Regions from separate parts of the Homo sapiens genome. Here region 2 is linked to region 1. A link is an interaction called in ENCODE POLR2A ChIA-PET data of the cell type or tissue named here. Cell type or tissue: GM12878. All regions are shown on one strand. Each heading gives the region's core, and the rest is flanking DNA. Links, peaks and the distances in the headings are about the cores only. Region 1 has its middle 28 kb from the start of TSKS. Region 2 overlaps AP2A1 (adaptor related protein complex 2 subunit alpha 1).

Region 1 (2,902 bases), core at 104-2,603:
GACAAGATCGTGCCATTGCACTCCAGCCTGGGCGACAGAATGAGACTCTATAAAAAAAAAAAAAAAAAAAAAAGACAGCAGATCCCTGCACTGTTACCCCCCCAGACCTAAAGCTTATAGACCATAAAGAAAAGGTGATTGGCCGGGAGCGGTGGCTCACACCTGTCAGGCTGGAGTGCAGTGGCGCGCGCGATCTCAGCTCATTGCAAGTTCCACCTCCTGGGTTCATGCCGTTCTCCTGCCTCAGTCTCCCGAGTAGCTGGGATTACAGGCGCCTGTCACCATACCTGGCTAATGTTTTGTATTTTTAGTAGGGACGGGGTTTCACTGTGTTAGCCAAGATGGTCTCGATCTCCTGAACTCGTGATCCACCCGCCTTGGCCTCCCAAAGTGCTGGGATTACAGGTGTGAGCCACCATGCCCAGCCTAAACTGGAAATCTTAGGGCCCTTCCCAGAGCTGGGGTGAGTCAGATGCCAACATGGCAGATGAGCATCCAAGATGAAGTTGCTTTTCCCTCTACCAGTGGTCTCAGAAAACAGATGCTAGACTGAGCGCGGTGGCTCACACCTGTAATCCCAGCACTTTGGGAGGCCAACTGCACCTGAGGTCAGGAGTTTGAGACCAGCTTGGCCAACATGGCGAAACGCTGTCTCTATTAAAAATACAGAAATCAGCTAGGCATGGTGGCGGGCGCCTGTAGTCCCAGCTACTCGGGAGGCTGAGGCAGGAGAATTGCTCAGACCTGGGAAGCAGAGGTTGCAGTGAGCTGAGATCGCGCCACTGCACTCCAGCCTGGGTGACAGAGTAAAACTCCGTCTAAAAAAAAAAAAAAAAAGATGCTGAAGACGGGATTCTGGGATTAGGTTATTCACCTCTTTGCTCTTTGATGAGCTGTTTAATGATGTGATGATATCCTGGGAGGTGGAAAACGGGATGACAGTTATTGCATGTAGTGCCATCATTCATTATTTATTATCTTTGGTTGTTTGCAATGAGGTTCCAGTAAACAAATCAAAAGCCTTGGCTGGGTGCGGTGGCTCACGCCTGTAATCCAAGCACTTTGGGAGGCCAAGGTGGGCGGATCACCTGAGGTTGGGAGTTCGAGGCCAGCCTGACCAACATGGAGAAACCCTGTCTCTACTAAAAATACGAAATTAGCCAGGCGTGGTGGCACATGCCTGTAATCCCAGCTACTCAGGAGGCTGAGGCAGGAGAAGCACTTGAACCAGGGAGGCAGGGTTGTGGTGAGCCAAGATGGCGCCATTGCACTCCAGCCTGGGCAACAAGAGAGAAATTCCGTCTCAAAAAAACAAACCAACAAACAAACAAAAACAAAAGGCTTTAGCCAGGCATAGAGGGCACACCTGTAGTCCCAGCCATTGGGAGTCTGAAGCTAGGGGATTACTTGAGCCCTGGAGTTCAAGGCTGCAGGGAGCTGTGGCATTGCCCTCCAGCCTGTGTGACAGAATGAAATTCTGTCTCTAAAAAAAAAACCTTCTGTTGTTGTTGTTGTTGTTTGTTTGTTTTTGAGAGGGGGTCTCGATCTGTTGCCAGCCTAGAGTGCAATGGCGTAATCTAGGCTCACTGCAACCTCCGCCTTCCGGGTTCAAACGATTCCCCTGCCGCAGCCTCTCTAGTAGCTGGGACTATAGGCACGTGCCACCACGCCTGGCTAATTTTTTGTATTTCAGTAGAGATGGGGTTTCACCATGTTGGCCAGGATGGTGTTGATCTGACCTCGTGATCTGCCCGCCTCAGCCTCCCAAAGTGCTGGGATTACAGGCGTGAGCCACCGTGCCCGGCCAAAAAAAACCCTGTTTTTAAAGACTTTAGAAAATCAACTAACTGCTGACCTTGACCAATATAGTGGGAGCGATGAGGGCTGTGGAACAGAACAGCTATTTCTGTCACACTGGGAAGATGACATAAAGAAAATGATGAGCTCAGGACTTTAATCTCAGCTCCAGAAGGAGATGGAGATGCTGTGTATTTCCAAAGAGCTCGAAAACCTGGGTGTATGTGTAGCAACAGATTCTAACAGTGTTGGACCAGGGAGGATGGAATGTCAAGTTTGATGGGAATGAATTAATGTATTAATTCTGAATTTAATGTGCTAGCTTGAGCAGCTGTAAGTAGCTCTAATAATAATGGACCAAAACTTGGGTTCAGTGATGGCCTACATTTAAGTAGGTTAATATCCCAGAACCTCCCTGGTAGAATGTCAAGAAGAGAAGATAAAGTGGCCGGGGGGGTGGCTCAGGCCTGTAATCCCACCACTTTGGGAGGCTGAGGCAGGCGGATCAGCTGAGCTCAGGAGTTTGAGACCAGCCTGGCCAACATGGCGAAACCCTGTCTCTACTAAAAATATAAAAATTAGCCGGGCATGGTGGTGCGCATCTGTAATCCTAGCTACTCAGGAGGCTGAGGCAGGAGAATCTCCTGAACCTGGAAGGTGGAGGTTGCAGGTTGCAGTGAGCTGAGATCATGCCACTGCACTCCAGCCTGGGTGACAGAGTGAGACTGTCTCAAAAATAATAAATAAATAAATAAATAATAAATAAAATAATCTAAAGGATTTGGGAGGTAGCAACTCTGGAATAGACTTGTTATGTGCAATCATTTGTCTCTCCTCCTGTATATACCCCCGGGAGTACACAGGAACATTCTTTTCATTGAGAAATGAACTAGGGAGGAGTATAAATAAGTGGATGGATGGATGGATGGATGGATCAATCAATAGATCCATAGAGTGCTCTCCATTCAACAATTGAAGCACACACATTTTTTTCTCAAGCACACTTATAAAAATTGATCTGTACTAAACCAAAAGAAAGCCCCGATAAATTCAATGAACAGGTATCATACAGATCAATGTTTCTGATCACTATGCAATTAGATCT
Region 2 (2,902 bases), core at 302-2,801, 72 kb after region 1:
TTGAGTCCAGGATTGCACCATGGGGTCCCTCAAAGACCTGCAGGCGGGAGCTGCCGGGAGCTCTGGGGTTCCTGACCCAGACCTCCCGGGGGCCCACCTCCTCTGTCTGGCTTCCTTGACTCCTGGCGGGCACAGCTGGCTGTGCAGACCAAGCGCGTGGCGGCGCAGGTGGACGGCGGCGCGCAGGTGCAGCAGGTGCTCAATATCGAGTGCCTGCGGGACTTCCTGACGCCCCCGCTGCTGTCCGTGCGCTTCCGGTGAGTCAGGTACGGCGCGGCCGGTGGGCGGAGCCTCCGGGGTGAGGGGCGGGGCCTAATGGAGCCTCCCTTTCACCTCATCAGGTACGGTGGCGCCCCCCAGGCCCTCACCCTGAAGCTCCCAGTGACCATCAACAAGTTCTTCCAGCCCACCGAGATGGCGGCCCAGGATTTCTTCCAGCGCTGGAAGCAGCTGAGCCTGTGAGGGGTGGGGAGGGGGCGGAGCCAAAGCCGCGCCTCTGGGTGGGCGGGTCGGGCCGTCCAGGTCCCTGACTTGAACCTTCCCGGTCCCCAGCCCTCAACAGGAGGCGCAGAAAATCTTCAAAGCCAACCACCCCATGGACGCAGAAGTTACTAAGGCCAAGGTGAGAGACCGCGGGCGTGTTTGCCGGCCTATGGCTGCTTTGCTTCTCTGAGCCTCTGTTTTCCCATCTGTAAAGTGGGGCCAATTCCCATCCCCAAGGGTTTTTTGGGATCTGGGATGCCACTGTGTGGTAACTAACAGCTCTGGCACACTCTGACGGCGCCCCCCCTCCTCCCAGCTTCTGGGGTTTGGCTCTGCTCTCCTGGACAATGTGGACCCCAACCCTGAGAACTTCGTGGGGGCGGGGATCATCCAGACTAAAGCCCTGCAGGTGGGCTGTCTGCTTCGGCTGGAGCCCAATGCCCAGGCCCAGGTGAGTGCTGCTGTGGGAGGCCTGAGGCCGGCAGGAAGGCCGCCTGTCATCTCTGCGTCCACCCTTCCTGCCTCACTGTTCTTTAATTCACGTCCCCACTTTGACCCTCCTCCTCTCACATTTCTTTGTCCACTTTTACTCCTCTTTATCTATCAGTTTAATCTCCTGTCTCCAACCTCTGGTGTTCCTCTCCTCTTCCTGTCCCTCCCTGATTTCTACCTTTCCATATCCTTTCCACCTTTCTCTCATCTTTTATAATTTTCTTCCTCTCTGGCGCCTCTGTTGATTTCAGTCTTACATTTTTCTCTCCTGTGTCTTGTATCACCTTTCTGGCCCCTTTATCCTTCCTTCCTTCTATCTCCCTTGGGTCCCGACTTCCCTGGGCTCCCCATCTCCTCTGAGTTCTGCCCCCAATGCCCCCACCCAGATGTACCGGCTGACCCTGCGCACCAGCAAGGAGCCCGTCTCCCGTCACCTGTGTGAGCTGCTGGCACAGCAGTTCTGAGCCCTGGACTCTGCCCCGGGGGATGTGGCCGGCACTGGGCAGCCCCTTGGACTGAGGCAGTTTTGGTGGATGGGGGACCTCCACTGGTGACAGAGAAGACACCAGGGTTTGGGGGATGCCTGGGACTTTCCTCCGGCCTTTTGTATTTTTATTTTTGTTCATCTGCTGCTGTTTACATTCTGGGGGGTTAGGGGGAGTCCCCCTCCCTCCCTTTCCCCCCCAAGCACAGAGGGGAGAGGGGCCAGGGAAGTGGATGTCTCCTCCCCTCCCACCCCACCCTGTTGTAGCCCCTCCTACCCCCTCCCCATCCAGGGGCTGTGTATTATTGTGAGCGAATAAACAGAGAGACGCTAACAGCCCCATGTCTGTGTCCATCACCCACTGCTAGGTAGTCAAAGAAGTGGGGTGAGGGCATGCAGAGTGTGGGTGGCCAGGCTTCGCAGCCCATGGGTGGGACTCTGGGGAGACAGCAGCAGCAGCAGCCGCCGAAGCCCCAGCTGCAAGGCCACCAGACGCACTCCTGTGCCTGGTTCCTCAGTCCCCAACACCAGGTAGCAAGCTCTGGGCAGCTGGGCCTGGTAGACCTCATCTTCTGTCTTCTCTGGTGGCCCTGGCTCTGGAGAAAGAACAGGGGGCACTGACATGACAAGTAGCATGCTAACCTTTGCAAGCCACACCACATCCTGATCCCAAGTTCTGAACGCGTGGGGTCTCTGAACACAGGTTTTGGGAGCCTCCTGCCAGGGGAGGGCCTCGGGGCTCTAGCTGGCTGTCAGCAACTTGAAGACCACAATGATGTCACTCAGCTCACCCTCTTCCTCTTTCTCAGCCTTGGCCCCCATTTTCCTGGAGAAACTGTGCAGCTGCAGGTGATCCTCTTAGCAATACACATGGCGAACACGGCAGCAACACAGGAGCTCCTGTAGCCTTTTCCAGGAGCCCACCCGCCCCACTGTACAAGGCGGGTGGAGGGAAACAGGCAGGGGCCAGTGGGAGGTGGAGTCGCACAGCTAAGAAGGGGTGCAGCCCCCGAGTTGGAGCTCTTGACCACTGTGCTGCATTCATCCGGGCTTCACTGGGGTCACAGCGCCATCCCAGGTCCCTTTCTTTGTCTTTCTGGGCCCTTAAGGGTTCTACGACAATTTTTCCGTTCTAACCCAGAATCTTGTGAAATCCTCCTCCATACCCTCAGCCTATCAGCAAAGCCTGTGCTTTTGGCAGTTGTGCAGAGCGCTGGACTGTGTGGATATGGGAGCAAGATCCCCTGTGTTCAAATATGGCTCTGCCACTCATGAGCTGAGCCTCAGTTTCCTCATCTGTAATATGGGAATGATGAGGTAATGGGATAGTCCTCACCTGTGAGGATGAAGTGATTTCATTCTTTCATTACGTGTAAAGGCACTGGGAAGAGGTGAGGTCTCAGTGTTAACTATTGTTGACTATGATCCAGGAGATTCTGAAGC

The links. ChIA-PET counts read pairs that join two places held together with the same protein. Peaks named below come from ENCODE experiments on the same cell type or tissue, not always from the same donor. Only the 100,000 strongest peaks of a DNase experiment are listed, where the experiment ranks them.
Region 2: POLR2A ChIA-PET joins it to region 1 with 6 read pairs; 6 of 35 experiments call an interaction of 5 or more read pairs at or near these places.

What each region holds. Positions count from the first base shown.
Region 1 is chr19:49,733,709-49,736,610 of GRCh38, forward strand. No RefSeq gene overlaps it. Among named protein-coding and RNA genes, the nearest start is that of TSKS, 28 kb to the right of the region's middle. RefSeq lists a silencer at 71-246. In GM12878, for the core only: no CTCF peak of the experiment used is centred there; no DNase peak of the experiment used is centred there.
Region 2 is chr19:49,805,320-49,808,221 of GRCh38, forward strand. AP2A1 (adaptor related protein complex 2 subunit alpha 1) reads left to right here. Exons shown (of 23, transcript NM_130787.3): 19 at 134-257; 20 at 342-458; 21 at 553-622; 22 at 800-934; 23 at 1,362-1,795. The coding sequence ends at 1,439. FUZ (fuzzy planar cell polarity protein) reads right to left here. Exons shown (of 11, transcript NM_025129.5): 11 at 1,547-2,055. The coding sequence ends at 1,832. Among named protein-coding and RNA genes, the nearest start is that of FUZ, 6.5 kb to the right of the region's middle. In GM12878, for the core only: no CTCF peak of the experiment used is centred there; no DNase peak of the experiment used is centred there.